2 separate regions of the Mus musculus genome follow, and region 2 is linked to region 1. A link is a loop called in an ENCODE intact Hi-C map of the cell type or tissue named here. Cell type or tissue: gastrocnemius. All regions are shown on one strand.

Region 1 (8,000 bases):
GTTAGAACAAAAATGAGTTATTATTTACCTGATAGTGTCTCTTCTATGCTCCTGGAAGAGCTAGGACAAATGGCTAAGACCAAGTACAAGTGGATCCAGAAGAGAGAAAGCCGACTTGACTCTAAGCATGCTTAGAAGGCACCACCCTTCCTCTACAGCATGGAGGCTTTCAGGTACCCATCAGTCACTTCTCCCTACCCTCCTGACTTGTCTCATTCTATTACCCTTTGCTTCTACAAGGATATTTCACGTCCAAGTTCACTTTTAGCACTCACTGAGAACTCATTAACTAGATATGTAATTAGAACGCTCTCCTTGTCTGCTTTTGGATCATAGGGAAGTCCTTAGGAGAGGAGTCACTTCTGAGAAGGGGCTTGCCATTGACAGATTTGCACATGTGCAGGGATGAGCACTCCTGAGCACGTGTTCAACGTCATAATCCTCATACATCACAATCCACCATCATTTAGTCCCGTGGCATCTGTGTTCATGGTGTTTATGAAAATGATTGTATCCACATGACAGACTCGTGACATGGAACCGTGTCCCCATTTTCCTCATTCATTTTAGCTTTCCTTCAGATCCTAACAAGGATTCCAATAGCAAAGACATTTCCCACGACCCCTCACAAACCAACGGGAAACCAGTGGACTGTGGGAACGCCCTGGTGGGAGTCCGGAATCCTTGTTCATGATAAAGACTCCTTGGGGCGGAGAACAGGTCAGTTACTGAATAAGAGAGGAGAAGAGTCTTGGACTAACAGCCTCCAGTCTTCTCCGGTTGGAAGGAGGAAAAACCCCTGTTATGGTCACACCTTAATTTAGTCTTACCCCTGTTATAGTCATGCTAACACAATCCTAACCTGTACAGTGGCCAGTGAGTAAAAATACCACCTCCTTTCCTTCAACCCATTCACTAAAACTTAATGAGAGAGAGAGAGAGAGAGAGGAGATGAAATCCATAGCAAATTGCCTGGCACAGACCAGGACATCCTGACATGTCAGTTAAGAAGCTTATTGGATCCTGCCAAAAACATGTCAATTCAATAAAAAGAATCAAAATCATTACTTGACTGACTCAGGAGGTGATCAGTCTGAACAGGCCTGTTACACACAATTTAAATAATAAGTGTCTATTAGTGTTCACTTACAGAGCTCCGAAAAATGCTAACTCTGGGCAAATGGGGCTTAGGATCTCTTAGAAAACACAGCTATGAAGGGATTTGGTCTGTGTGATGAGCTCTTCAAAGGATGCCCTGCCCCTGGTGAAGTCTAAGGTCCCCCCAACCCTGTAATTACTATCAGGACTGCAACAAGGGGGTGATATGATCAGAAACACACCAGACACTTTCAGCCTCTCTTCTCCTTGTGCAAGGAGAAGACAAAGACTGACTTAAAGCACCAGTGGCATTGTTGAGTGGTGAAGGGTCTTCTCAGTTATTGGCCAAAGCCTTTATTTTTTATTTTTATTTTTTTGCCTTTTCTTTTGAGGCATAAATGAAAGGACCCACAATCAGGTCAGTATCTACCTAAGAGGCAGGACCCTAAGTGTTACCCTGCCTGTCAATCACTCTCCATCAGCATCCACGATGACCACAGGCTGTAATGCCAATGACTGGTTCTCCATGAACACAAGGGAAGGACTTCCCAGCACTCTATAGCAGGATGGTCCCTGTGCACAGGACAGTTCTGGCCTCTTCTGGAATCTGACTTCAGAAGCTGAGACTCGCCGTGGAGAACATTCTGTGCCTTGTCCCCAGTTTGGATTTTGGGAGAACGATCACGAGATCCCATGCTCAGAGTTGGGCAGGATTATCCCAACATTTTCTGATGAAGAGATTTTGTTCTCTGGATCCTGTGGATAAGAACACTGGCGAGCTACCATGAAAAACCCTGTAGGCTGGATGGGGTCGTGGAATCCCTTCCCGAGAGAACACTTTATGAAATTGTGAATGAAGTACATATACCTTTTTCACCCACATCGATGCTCAGAACAAGGCTTTCCTCATTACCAGGAGATGCTGGACTCCAAAAGCTTCCTTTGCGCACCAGGACCTGATGGACTCAGCTAGCAGTCATTTTTTTCCTGACTTACAATCTCACACGTGCTCACAGGGGTCTTTGTCAGAATTCAGGACTTTCATTTCTGGATCCTTTCTGCAATTCATTTAGGATTATTTCACACAGCATATGTAATTTGTTTACACTGTCACATAAAACTCCAAGGATGAAAACACCAAATAGCATTTGCACTTATTCTATGATTGGTGAGGGTCGTGCTACTAGCTTTAGGCTGTTACTGATGCTGCAGAACTCTGTTCTGAACACAGGTTTACATAGAGCAGGGGCACGAACTGTGAGACCTTGAATGGGATAATTAGGTTCTATGAGCTTCTACCCACCACTAATATTTTCCAAAATGGTTACACCATTTTGGGGTAACAACTGAGGGTTTGTGGGCAGATATTCAGCCAAGTTATGTGACAGAAACACTGCTTATTTGTGTAGCGGCACAGCCTTTGGGACATTGCTTTGGGGTACATTTCCCTGAGACCTGTGAGGCCCTGTTCTTCACTTGTTGGCTGCCATACTGCACTGAGACTTCCTGTGAGCTATAGTTAGCTATGACCCTGACTTATTTTGAATCGGACATTCTTTGTTATTCTGCTGAGGGTAAAGAGTGATGTGATGAAGCCTTGTCAAGTCTTGTAGTCTCCTCAGTTTCCCTCTTGGCTTAGTCATGATATCCAATGAGAGGAGGTGTCTCTTTTTGCTTCCCTCTTCTAGCTGAAGAAGAGGAGGAAGAGACCAGTATGCTCTATTCTCTCCAAATGAAGTAGCAATTATTCCTATGAGCTGTGTAAAAAATGTTGAGATACTTTTAAGAAAAATCTTGAACTTGAACAAATAGTCTCTGCATCCAGAGCCTGTCCTTGCCTCTGCCTTACTTACACTGAAGTGGTCATGGCCTCTGAGTCTGATTCTGCAACTGTGTCTTTAAACACCCTTCGTACCTCCCTCAGATAACCTGTACTGCTGACAGAATCTGAGATGGGTGGCTTTTCTCATCATAGCATCTAGAATAGCCTCAATGTATACATGGCAGCACACACTCTTCCTGCAAGAGCTACAGAGGAAGTCAGAACCCTGGGTTTCTTTGCAGACCCTCTTCTCTTTTGCATCTCAGGTACGTATTTACCTACAGAAATCATAACAAAGGCATTGTTTGTCTCAAAAGAATGAGTGTATGGTGAGGGAAATGTAATGTTTGTTTGGATTTTTGCAGACTTTCAGCAGGTCCAAGAACCTGGGGGATTTTTTTTCTTCCTTCTTTTCTTTCCTTCTTCCTTTCTTTCTTTCTTTCTTTTTTTTTTAAAGAACTTCTCTGAGTTTAAAATAGAAAGTCACTTTTACAACTATGAAAAATAGGGTTCCCTGCCTACTAAGGAGCATGATTAAACCTCCTGCAGCTTCCATAAAACACTTTATTTAGCTGCTCTTTGCATTTTGAATGCCGTCATTCTTTAGGGGCATAATTTGTTTGTGGAAAATATATTTTTGCTTTATATTGGGTTTTATACATTGTTTTTTATAGACCTTTAATTGCACGAATTTCTGTACAAATTGGTCGGGGCCTCTGCATATAGTTCTCTCTCTCTCACTAGTTCTCTCTCTCTCTCTCTCTCTCTCTCTCTCTCTCTCTCTCTCTCTCTCTCATTGTTGTCCAGAATCTGTGAACAAACACCACATTTTATTACAAGTCATTCTTGGAACACATGAACTTCTTTTATAATCACACATCTATGAATCTGTATAGGCGGGGCCAGAGAGATGGCTCAGTAGTTAAACATGTCTACTGCTATTGTACAAGCAAGTCCTTCGGTACCCAGAATCCATGTTGAATGGCTCACAACATGGGATGCTGTGCTCCTGGGGCCACACTCTGGCCTCTGGTAAGTACTACCTGCTACAGACAGGAAGCTGTGGGGCAGCAGCTCCTCCCCTCTACAGTGCAAATGCAGGTCTCCACAGTTAGAAGCACTCTTGGCCAGTGCTATCCTGTAGGGAGGTAAGGGAAAGGCCAATTTTCACCCATGGCCTGAAGGGCAGGGGAAAGTGTGAACGTGTGGAGTGAAACACCCATGTCTGCCCTGCACGGTCACAAGAGGCCCATCTCGCCTTACTGCATTGCTCTGATTGGGGCACAGGTCCAGCTTAGATTAAAGGGTGACAAAGGTGCACAGAATTATGTGCTTCAAAGCCCAACAGAACGTGGAAAATCAGTTGGTTCTACTTTTAAATATCTTCCTGTGTCTCTTTGTTTGAGACTGGCTTGAACCTTCCCTCTTGGGACAGGACACTTAGCTGTGTTTTACACACACACACACACACACACACACACACACACACACACCTGCTTTAGCCTGGCTTGCTCAACACTAACAGATTGGTGTGGTAGCATCACGTCTGGCTTTGGGCTCAGAGGCTGGCAAGTTTCTGTTACAAGCATCCACACAGACCACACATTTCTTTGAAACAGCTTCTCCTTTTTGTCTTTCTTGACTGTGAGAACCTGATTTCCGGTTACAAGCCGGGCACAGCTTAGCTGTAGGGTAGTAGAGGCCAGGATCCTGCCTTGTTGGGAGAGCCAACAACCAAGACTTACCTGCTCTGTTTCAGGGACTGCCAGGCATCTGCAAATACTCCCAAAAAATTCTCTAGGAAGGCAGAGGGAGGAGGAGCGCCCGCGTCGGGGCCGCATTTGCGCATGTCGGCCTGTAGGGGGTGCAAGCGCTCCACTGCGGCCCTGCGGACGCCTGCGTGCAGGGTCAGACCCCACGCTGAATAGGCCTTTATCATGGAACAGAGCCGGCTTTCTAAGGATCCAGCCTTTAAGAAAGGGATCAAATCAGCATGCGTTTTGACAGTGTAAGCTGCAGTCTTCAACTCAAAGCCCTGAGCGAGAACTCAGAGAAGGAGGGAGCCCTTCCTCAACCGTGAAATACCGTCCAAATTCCCCAGCGCTGCATCTGCAGGATCATTCCAGTAGATTCCAAGAGCAGTGGCTCCCCAGCCACGCATTCACAAGCCGGCTGCTTTTTGCAAGTGGAGGAAACACAGCCAGAGGCTGCATCTTTGGAAAAGAGCTGCTTCAAGATCTCTGGGAATGTGGGATCGTCCTGTTTTTCATCGGGTCAGAGAGGGAGGGACTGGGTTTTTTTGAGTCCCTACTTAAAATGACTAAGCGAGTTCTCTATGGTGAGAACCCTTTAGAAGGTCCACTGTAAGTCTCCATCCTAGCAAGCCAGCTCAGAAGCTAGAAAGCCATTTTGGGGCCACACCCTGGTCTCCAGAGTGGACTCCCAGGATGCTGGGAGTCTGCAGGGGCAGAGTCCAGGTTCACCTAACGCAAGTGGTCAGTGGTGCGTGGCTGATACCCGCATAAGAGGCCGCTGGCCCGTGGGCCACCTCTGCTCCTCCTGGACCCTCCATTCAGACGCCATTACTCAGCACATTTGAAGAGCGGGTACTTGAATAAGAGCACTTAAGAAAATGAAGGAAGGCTTTATCTACTCTTGTCTCAAATAACCAGGCAGAGGGGATTACCGTTAGAGAGGACGGAACAAAAGCAGAAAAATCATTTGTGGTGATAGAAATGGGAACTTAAGCAAAGACTCTTAACGTATGCTTCTATCAGATCCTCAAATTAACTTTATTGTTAGGAAAGAAAGGAAAAAAAAACCCCACCATTTAAGAACAGCCTTTCCACAGGGAAGTCATGAGGTGGGGGGGTGGATGGGTGGGGGAGGGGGAGTGTGTGTGTGTGGGGGGGGGCACGCAGTCCAAGAGAACGTTTGGAAGCCACTGAGACTGGTACTTGAGACTGAGGGGTAACAGTTTCCCAGCACTAAAGGGGTGTGCTTTGAAGCTGTCTTAGCACTGGGGGATTTTCATGGAGATCATGTAAACATACTGCAAATTTTTATTTTCAGAGTTTTCCAGGTTGTAGTGCCAGAAAGACCTGCACAGCAGCACACTGCTAATACGGTTGCTAAGTGCGCCAGAGCACCTGGATGTTTTGGAAATGTAGATATCAAAGTAAAAGCAAAGACAAAGACGATGGCAAAGTGTAATGTTTTAGGTCGCCTGGTTCCCTTGCTTTCTTCTACTTACTGTAATCTTGTCCATTGGTTTCCGAACAGAGAGATGATTACAGAGGGAAAGCATGGCCTCCAGGATCCCTGTGTTCACAGGGGCTTCTGAGCTCTGATGGCCCGACCAAGGGCTCTCTGCCTACATGTCCACCTTCATAGGAAAATGACCCTGATATCCAGCCACGGACTGACACTGAGAGCCCCGCGCCCCACCACAGAACCTTCTTTATATTTCTCATAATCTACGGAGCATTGATCCTCTGGGGACTCCGTACATCATACTGACATTCTTTTCTCAAGCTAATGGTTTGTTTTATTATCTGAGAAGTGTCTCTGTTGAACTGTTATTTTAACCCCACTGTGACCGTGGAATTGCATTTCATCCAGAAGCCAGCAGAGGCAAAACCCCAGCGACCCGCTGGTTCAGGGTGGACACTGGAAGCACGCCCCAGAGAATGAAAAATAGGTTTGCATCTTCCTGCCAGACTTTCCTAATTCCACCTCTTTCAATCCAGTGTTTAAATACATTTCTGTCCCTTTGAACTCTTCGGTGACTGAGAATAACATGGGTATATCTAGAATGGATTCTCTTGGGAGTTGAAATCGATTTTTAGGTTTCCTTTTTTCTTTTCTTTTTTTTTTTGTTAATTTATTTATTTTATTTTTTTATTGGTTATTTATTGACATTTCAAATGTTATCTCCTTCCCAGTTTCCCATTCACTAAACCTCTATCTCCTCCCCCTCCCCCTGCTTCTATGAGGGTGCTCCCCCACCTGCCTACCCACTCCTACCTCAGCACCCTAGCATGTCCCTACCCTGGGTCATAGAGCCTGTACAGGACCAAGGGCATCCCCTCCCAGTGATGCCTGATAAAGCAATCCTCTGCTACGTATCCAGCTGGAGCCATGGGTGCCCCCATGTGTACTCTTTGGCTGGGTTTTCTAAGCATTAGTCTTTTGACTTGTCTTCATTTTTTTTTTTTTTTTGTTGTTAGTTTGCTCTTTTCATACTTACGTGTTTTTTTGTTTTGTTTTGTTTTTGTTTTGTTTTTTGTTTGTTTGTTTGTTTGTTTGTTTTACCTTAGGAAGACTGAGTATTCAGGTATTCCCTTAGCATCTCAGAATGGATCCTGCCAATATCTAAGGAAGAAGTAGGATTAAACATTCCTTTTTCTGAATTTACCTTCAAATGTATGAAATGTTGTGGTGAGATATTTTACCTGATCTCATAAGAAGAATACTAATTAAATAAAAAAAGAGAGAGGGGGGGAATACAGATAAAACAATCATAGAAACACAATTTCTGACTCTATTTCTATTGATGGTTCCCTTTGGTAAAGCCCAGCGCTAGGCACCATGGCACAGACAAGATGAAGTCACCATAACTCGCTAGAGATTATCTGGGAACTAGCAGCTCCAGATGCATCCTTCAGTTGCTGGCAGTGATCAGCTCCTAAAGGAATAATTCATAAAAGTTTGCAAATATTTCCCTGTGTGTTGTAAATATTCACAGCTAGTTTGCAGAAACAGTTTGCAATTAGACTGGAGCACAAGGCGCAGAACAAGGAGGCAGAGAAACCAGACAGGGACGTGGAGGAGATAGCATTTCCTCTCATGACTTCCTGTCCTCAGCTCCTTCAGCAAGCTCTGTCCAGAACTGGGAATGTCAAAAGTCCATCATAGATGGGGGGGAGATCAAAAGACCCAGCTCTCCTCCCTCGGCAGCTTTTAGGAAGGAATGGCTTCTGGGAGAGGGTGACTTCATATTTCTTCAGTGCTATAGTCACTGCCAAGTTCTCAAGTGCCAATAAATACACACCCACACATCCAAGCTGGTACAGAAAAT
Region 2 (8,000 bases), 490 kb after region 1:
GCATGCCACTCTGGCCATGACACAGCATGCCACTCTGGCCATGACACAGCATGCCACTCTGGCCATGACACAGCATGCCACTCTGGCCATGACACAGCATGCCACTCTGGCCATGACACAGCATGCCACTCTGGCCATGACACAGCATGCCACTCTGGCCATGACACAGCATGCCACTCTGGCCATGACACAGCATGCCACTCTGGCCATGACACAGCATGCCACTCTGGCCATGACATAGCATGCCACTCTATCTGGCCATGACACAGCATGCCACTCTATCTGGCCATGACACAGCATGCCACTCTGGCCATGACACAGCATGCCATTCTGGCCATGACACAGCATGCCACTCTGGCCATGACACAGCATGCCACTCTGGCCATGACACAGCATGCCACTCTGGCCATGACACAGCATGCCACTCTGGCCATGACACAGCATGCCACTCTGGCCATGACACAGCATGCCACTCTGGCCATGACACAGCATGCCACTCTGGCCATGACACAGCATGCCACTCTGGCCATGACACAGCATGCCACTCTATCTGGCCATGACACAGCATGCCACTCTGGCCATGACACAGCATGCCACTCTGGCCATGACACAGCATGCCACTCTGGCCATGACACAGCATGCCACTCTGGCCATGACACAGCATGCCACTCTGGCCATGACACAGCATGCCACTCTGGCCATGACACAGCATGCCACTCTGGCCATGACACAGCATGCCACTCTGGCCATGACACAGCATGCCACTCCGGCAGGATAGGAAACCCCATTGCATAGAACTTGCAGAACCATAATAAGCACGCATGCGTGCAAGTCATGTTTGACTTTTGGGCCATTAAAGGTATGATGATAACAGGCAGAACTACTAAGCAGAGAGAGGAAGGGAATGCAAAGACACATGGCATTTTCATTGTTGGGCAACTCAGCAGGTACCATAGTGGGCCATGGAAAACATAACAGTGAACCCAAGTGTAGCCTCTCTCTGCTGTACAAAGGAAAAGAAAATGAGCAAGCCTTCATTGGTAGGTTACAGTTTTCTTAGCCTACTGAGAAGAAGGACCTTGTATATTTTTAATGAATAATCTTTGAAGGGATTAAAATACTAATGGCCCAATTCTGTACCAGCATCTGCTGACTCAATGCCTGGGCTCCTTCCCTGTAGCTCCTGAACAGCAAGAATCCCAGGAGGTGGACTCCTGGCCTACTTGATTCTAAGCTCTTGGCTGATCCCTTTGTGTGAGACCACCTACTGAGACATATAGAGCCCCTGGAAAGTCCTCAGGGTACCTACTCTCCTGTGTGCCCTTACCCATCCAGGAAGAGAGGAGAAGAACTATCAGGAGAGGTTCCATGCTCTGATGGAGGAGGCCTGATGAGAAGGAAGAGGAAATGGTGAATTGCTGGATCCTATCTTACAGAGCAGCAAAATGCCTTTAATAATGCTGTCAGTGATGTGACAGCCCATCCAGTTTTAGCATAAAATATTCTTAAGAAAATAAATAGTGCTCTCTAGTAATGATTTAAGAAGTGGAATCAAATTAAAAACTAATAATAATAATTGACTTCCAGTTGGACCAGACCGATCCCAAGGTATCAAGGGAATAGTGAACCACACAAATTCTGGAATGCACAGTAATTCAGGACCATTTCTGGGTAACAGAAGAAGTGCATCTTCTCAGATACCATACTGAGTATGCTTCCAGATGGTTCCCCAAAAGCCAGTCTCTCACCATCCAGTAGAAGAATGGCAAGTATTGAGAATTACAGCCAACATGAACAAGCAATGACCTCTGAACTAGCCTGAATCTGGGCTCATCTGAGCCTTTGGGACATGCTTTGTGTGAGCTTTGTCTAGGGCCGTGAGAAGGATTTCACCCAGTTGCTGTGTGAGCTATGCTACAGATCTATGCATTGACTTTAGCTCACCCAAGTGAAGTTTTCATTTGTGGTTTCCACATTGAAACTCCTCTGAAGATAGGAAGTAAGACACAAGGAAGGGAAGATGGGACATCAGACGGACAATCCCTTTTCATCCCTCCACACAAGGGAGGAGTCAGACAGTCTTCCCTGAGAACCACCTGACTCTCCAACGTAAACATACATTTCACAGACTTCATATAACTGAAAACTTAATTGTCAAAGGAACTGAAAGACTACACAGTGCACAGGATGGGAAGGTAGCACAACCCTGAGAAAATGTCCCCTTCAGCTGTCAAAAGCAAAAGGGGTTTGCAGGATGATTTTTAAGAGCCTCAAAGGAGTGCTTGGACATCAAAAGCCATTGAAATGAACAGGGAACTTTGATAACTATAAATATATTACAAACATGTGTGTTGGATTCAACCCCTCAAAATAATGGATGGGTGTACCCAAATGCATAGCCTTTGAATACCTCAAACTTCTGAAAATATTTGGGGTTCAAAATAGAAGAGGGTTTAGGAAAAAGCAAAGGCATGTGCTGTGATTTATATATGCATATCTTATCAAGAATTTTCTGTTGTTTACTTCAGCTATTTGCTGATCAAAGAGATTGAGGCATATTTTTACTAAAGCTTTTTTTCTGACCCCAGTTTCTCTTCTTAGGAAGAAGATATATGTCCCAGGGAATAAGAATCAACTTCTATCCCATGGATTAAGCTGGTTTCAAACTTGGTTGAGAAATTCTTTTGGTGCTGAGAAAGTGACCCAAATGGGTAAAGTGCTTGTTCATACAAAGAGACCTGAGTTCAGATCTCTACCATCCACATAAAATCTGGGCACGGCAATGCTCATCTGCAGTCCCAATGGTGGTGGTGTGGAGGCAGGGTATTCATGGGCTTGGCAGGCTAGCCAGTATAGCTGGAAAGGAAATGAGGTCTCCATGTTCAGAACTCACAAAATTAAGGTGGAAAACAACAGAGGAAGGCACCTGACAGCCAACCTCTGGCAGGGGGGAGAGGGGAGGAGGGGGAAGAGGAGGAAAAGGGAGAGAGGAGGAGGCAGAAGAAGAGGGGAGAGGGAGAGGGAGGGAGGGAGATGGAGATTTCTTTCATTACTTCCAGCTGTGGGTAACTAAGATAGGAGAGCAGGGAGGTGTTAGGCTGCAATGGACATCATCCTTGAGACGCCACCTGCCTGTGGGAAGTACTCTGTCCTGCACCAGCCCTCAGCTCTCTGTTGCACATCTCTTGATATTTCTAATCTTTTTCTGACTTGTGTAACTGAGGTCCCATCAGCAGCCTTCAGTGGACATGGCATCTAGTGGGAGGCTTTCCTTCATACAGCCCTTAGCTAATGTCTTAGACAACTGCCATTACTTTGGCATTAGCAGCTATATGAATAAATGAATAGTGAGAGAGAGAGAGTAAAAGAGACAGAGAGACAGACAGAGAGACAGAGATGACAGAAAGAGAGAGAAGGAGGAGGAAGAGGAGGAGGACAGTCCTGCACAGGTGTAGATAAACTGCAGGCATGTGATAACCAATGAACTACAAATGGAGGGAGAACTTTTTGCACCTAGCCCTGGATGAGAAAGCCCAGAGGAGCTGCTGACACCACTTGCACTGTGCAACTGGCAATCTTTCCAGCTCCCAGGATGAGTTGGAGATCCAGGCAAAGGTTTATAACCCCTCTTTTTCTATGGGACATTGAAAATGATTCTTTTGACTGTTGACATAGTAGAGTATTTGTAAAGATCTGTCATTTTGAATGATTGTATATATCTATCCACATTCCTGCTGTGACTTTCATGGCCTCTATGTGGTGGCTATCTAGAAGACAGGCATTGCACCATGCTTGGAGAATCCTACTCTGGCTACCACAAATTAGTAGTCTCACCAGTCAAGACTGGTTTGCTAGGAACATTCCAGTTCTAGTTCAAGTGTCCATTAACCCAGAAAAGCGACGCTCACTCATTGTGCACCAGGAAGTGTATATCTGTATCTCTGGACTCAGGGTGGCTGTGCTGTGCCGCTCAACATGACCTTATCTAAGATGCAGATTCCTGGAATCCATCCCAATTCTGCCAAAAGAGGGAGTGGGGAGGAGGCTGCAGGCAAGTACACTGCGGTGAGCTTCTCTGAAGGTTCCACAGCTCTTCTCCAGCAGCCGAGGCAATGAGAAGTGCCTGGGGAAGGATGCACGAAGATTACAATTCACCTGGAGGAGGAGAAAGTCCAGGGCCAGCCTTCTTCTCACCTCTACTCCTTAGGTTCTGCCCTCCCCCGACTTGAGTAGCTCTCTTGAACCTTAGACTTCCTGTGCATAGGCACGAAGCCAGCATTGCACTTTACTGCAGACAGGCAAGGTCCAGCAGAGCACACCTCTCCTGCTGGGCACTGATTCCTGCTGGAGAGCTGAGGTAGCCTTCATCTGTTGGCAATCCCAATGTCTTCTTTATTGGTGAGTCAAGGGCCTCTTCAGATTTCCCCCTTCAAAAGGTCTCCATGCTTCAGAACTGACTGTTCCACCACCTAAGTCTTTTTGGTACCGGTACAAAAGGTCTGACACTTCCTCAGAGACAGATAGGTCTCTGACTCTCTCAGGTGCTAAGCATACCTGATTATTTTCCTATTATTGCTACAGCCGTCATTTTTTTGTTTTGTTTTGTTTTCATGAATACAGTGCTGTCTGCCAGTTGCTCTGAGATTATACATGCAGACTCAAGCCAAAGCTGCTATGAGCAGTGAAACCAGCAGTAGCTTCAGACATGGCTGCAAGAGCTGCTGACACTCTGGATCTCTCCTGCAGAAAAGAACCAACAAAGAAATCCTAACACCTGAGAACACTGAGTTCCTGGTCCACCACTATGTCTCTATGCTGAATACTCAACAAGCATGTTGAAGTTCTAATCCAGGGGTAGAGAGCCAAAAAAAAAAAAATCCTGCAGTGTTCCGACTGGGAGTAATTCACAATCAGATCTGTCCGGTAGCTTAAGAAAAGAGTCTAGAACAGTCTGAGTTTTAGGATCCCCTTGGGAACAGCTCAGAGGGTACACACAGAGCCCAACAACATGGAAACACACTCAACCGAGGGACAGTTCCCCAAGCCTGTGGCCGAGCATCCACCAAGGCAGGCAGCTGGGACAGACCCTACTTTGCAGAAGTGATGATGTCAAGTTTGGAAGGAGGTGAGAGGTCATCCCAAGAGGGTGCACTTAGCTGCAAAAGGATCTTTCAGCCTGAAACCATCTGAACTCCTGACTGCTCCCTTCACAGGGCACTTCCACTTAGCAGTTGTAAAGGAATACCCATAAATATAAACCAACAATGCAGAAATCTGGAGGGCAAGAAGGAGCAGTGTTCCCCAGAAACTGGAACTAACCTATGTGACCTCCTCGATAGCCCCCTGTTTTGAATTCTGCCAGGCTGAGACTAAGTGGAGGTTAGCATGCCAGTATTGCTGCCTCTCATCTTTTATACAAGTCACCACAGGAGACCAAAGTCAAAATACACCATTCTGATCAGCAGGACACATCTGTGGTGAATCCACACAGAAGTAATTAGTTTCCTGGTGGTGTTTTTACACTGGGGGCTTAATGCAGGACCCCATTATATAAACAAAAACTCCAGACAGCTAAGGCTGCCTGATAAAAAATAAATCAGATTGCAGAAGGGGTTTGGCCTAGCAGTGCTACAGGCAATGACTTGTAATGAGGTATCCCAACACTAATTATGAAGCTTATTAAAGAGAATTGTCAAACTTGTACTAAAGTGCACACTATAATCATGTTAAAGTAGGCAGCCCGGAGAGCCAGCAGCCCTTGGTCACCTTGCGAGGCTGAGTTGGCTGTGCAGACGCCGCCGGTCCACGGATCAAATCACAGAAACAATATTATCATGCTTGGCAAATTGGTCAGGATAAATCTGACGGTGAGTCAGGTGAGAATCCCAACAGCTTGGTGATAATTCACACATCAGAGCTTCCCTGTTCACAAACATCTGCCAGGGAAGATCCCAGGAAACTGTCAGGAGCAAACACCGCCAACACAGTGTTTTATTATTAAACTTATTCTGAGCCTTCTCTGAGGTTGCAGAGGCAATATTTCAATGTACACTTTCAGGAGGGAAGGGGAAAAAAAGATTAATAAAGATGTTAGAAAGCTGAACTGCTGTGAGATGTGTTTAATTATTCCCCACAGGACTGCCCCAGCAATCTGCTGACATTTAGCCCCGACCTTGCAAATCCTCAGTAAATATTAATATATCAACTCAAACAGGGGCCGTTGTTTTATTGGTTCACGGAGCTCGGAGAGATTCGCCACAGCGGTGAAAAATAATGTGCAGAACTGAGGAAGACGGGCCGCTTTGATTTCACCTTCTGCTGCACACATGAGCTGGGGGCATCAACAAAATGGCAAGGCAGCTGCTTCATGGCAGCCGCGGAGTGACACTTCAGATGGCTTCGACTCCCTTTGTACAGCCTGCTGGAGTAATCCCAAAACCACAGTGGCCAGAGATTAGAAAGCAGGCAAAAGGGGAGACAGTGCTAGAGAGGAGAAATCTCATTTCATTATCTGGGAGCAAGCAGAGGTTTTTAATAAGACAGAGAGGGTCTAGTTAGTCCTCTCAGCTCACCTGGTTTGCCAGCAGCAGAGTGGACCCATACAGGTCAGGGAAACCAGGGCACCACCTCAGGGCCTAGACTGAGCCTCCAGGCTCTCTTTCCCCTTCAGAGGCCCTTCGTAGCCCCAGCTCTCAGCCTTGCACACGTGCATATTTGATGCATATGGCATGCCCATTCAGATTTTCTTAAATAAATGGTGATCCCCAAAACGATGGCTGCTTTTGTTACATTCCTGAATGGTCGGGGAGTAGATTTTTAATTGTTTTCTTTGTCAGTGCCTCAAAATTAGACATCTATTACTGACTTAATATCTCCTGTTATCCCAGAGTCCCTGAAGGCTGTGTGCTTTCAGTGGGACCAGGAGGCCCCCCGAAGTTCATGGGTGCAAGCAAGGGGCTGTAGAAGCACACTTGGCTTTCAGATGTACGCACTGCTGAGCTAATGCGTGATTAATTTTATTCATAAAAATGTTAATCACTTCATTGTGAGATCTTTTTAACATTCAGGGCAGCCCACACCTCTCTCACCGCCCTTGCCCACCATCTCACAGCCCATTTTGAGCTTTTCCTGACATTGTTGAGGCTTTCCAAGGAACCAGCAATTAAGCACACACTTAAACATCAGTAGCAAGCACAACCACAAACAAACAAACCAACGACGGGGTGCGGGGGGGGGTTGTGGGAGATGCAGGACAGACTCCAAGTCAGTCCAGGCTCCTGCACTCCGGCAGACAGACCCTCTCCCATCTTCTGACCTTCTACAGCAACAAAGAGCTATCTCTCCCAACTGAAAAATAACTAGAGAAGAAGTCAGGCTGCTTTCTTCCCTATTCCAGGAGAGCACGAAAGGAAAGAAATTAAAGATGATTTTGGAGTTAGAATTCAAAATAAAAGCCCTCTGGGAGGTTTAAGCTGCAGTACACAATCCAGGGCTGGTCTCTGTGGTTGTGGGTCCAGAAGCTGCCTGGTCAGCGTGGGGAAAGAAAGGTGGCCTTAGGTCATGAGTTCAGTACTTTATCTCGTCTCCGTCCTCTGTGCAGCCCAACCTTAGCCTCCCCTTGTCCAACCAATACAGCCAAGAAGCTGAAGAACGGATAAAGAAATCAGAAATAGCCTGGAAGTTTTCAGAAAACCAGCAGTGACTTAACCGACCCTAGCCAAGGACATCTCCCTGCCTAGAGGACAGTGAATGCTCTTTCTTCACAGGCTGACAACAGCAGCCAGCAGAGTGGCTTCCCACACCAAGCCTCATACCAATACTCCAGAGCCCTGTGAGGGGAGGGTCCTACCCTTTGGGTCCCTTGTGGCAGGACCAGATTCAGAAAATCCATGCATGGGCCAGCTAATTTGGCTCATCTTCCAGACTCTCCTCTCTGCTGCCCCACTTCAGGCAACCTTAGGATTTTAGAGTACACAAGAGCCCTCCACCATGGTGGCAGG

The links. A loop is a pair of places that touch in the nucleus more often than their neighbours do. Peaks named below come from ENCODE experiments on the same cell type or tissue, not always from the same donor. Only the 100,000 strongest peaks of a DNase experiment are listed, where the experiment ranks them.
Region 2: a loop joins it to region 1, with 2.8 times the contacts of the local background. A loop is called at or near these places in 12 of 42 quality-filtered maps.

The regions. Positions count from the first base shown.
Region 1 is chr13:71,453,803-71,461,802 of GRCm38, forward strand. No RefSeq gene overlaps it. Among named protein-coding and RNA genes, the nearest start is that of 1700112M02Rik, 30 kb to the right of the region's middle. In gastrocnemius, no CTCF peak of the experiment used is centred here; DNase peaks (open chromatin) are centred at 4,152, 4,786 and 5,371; H3K4me3 peaks cover 348 bases.
Region 2 is chr13:71,945,803-71,953,802 of GRCm38, forward strand. No RefSeq gene overlaps it. Among named protein-coding and RNA genes, the nearest start is that of Irx1, 14 kb to the right of the region's middle. In gastrocnemius, a CTCF peak has its summit at 3,145; DNase peaks (open chromatin) are centred at 4,268, 6,387 and 7,841.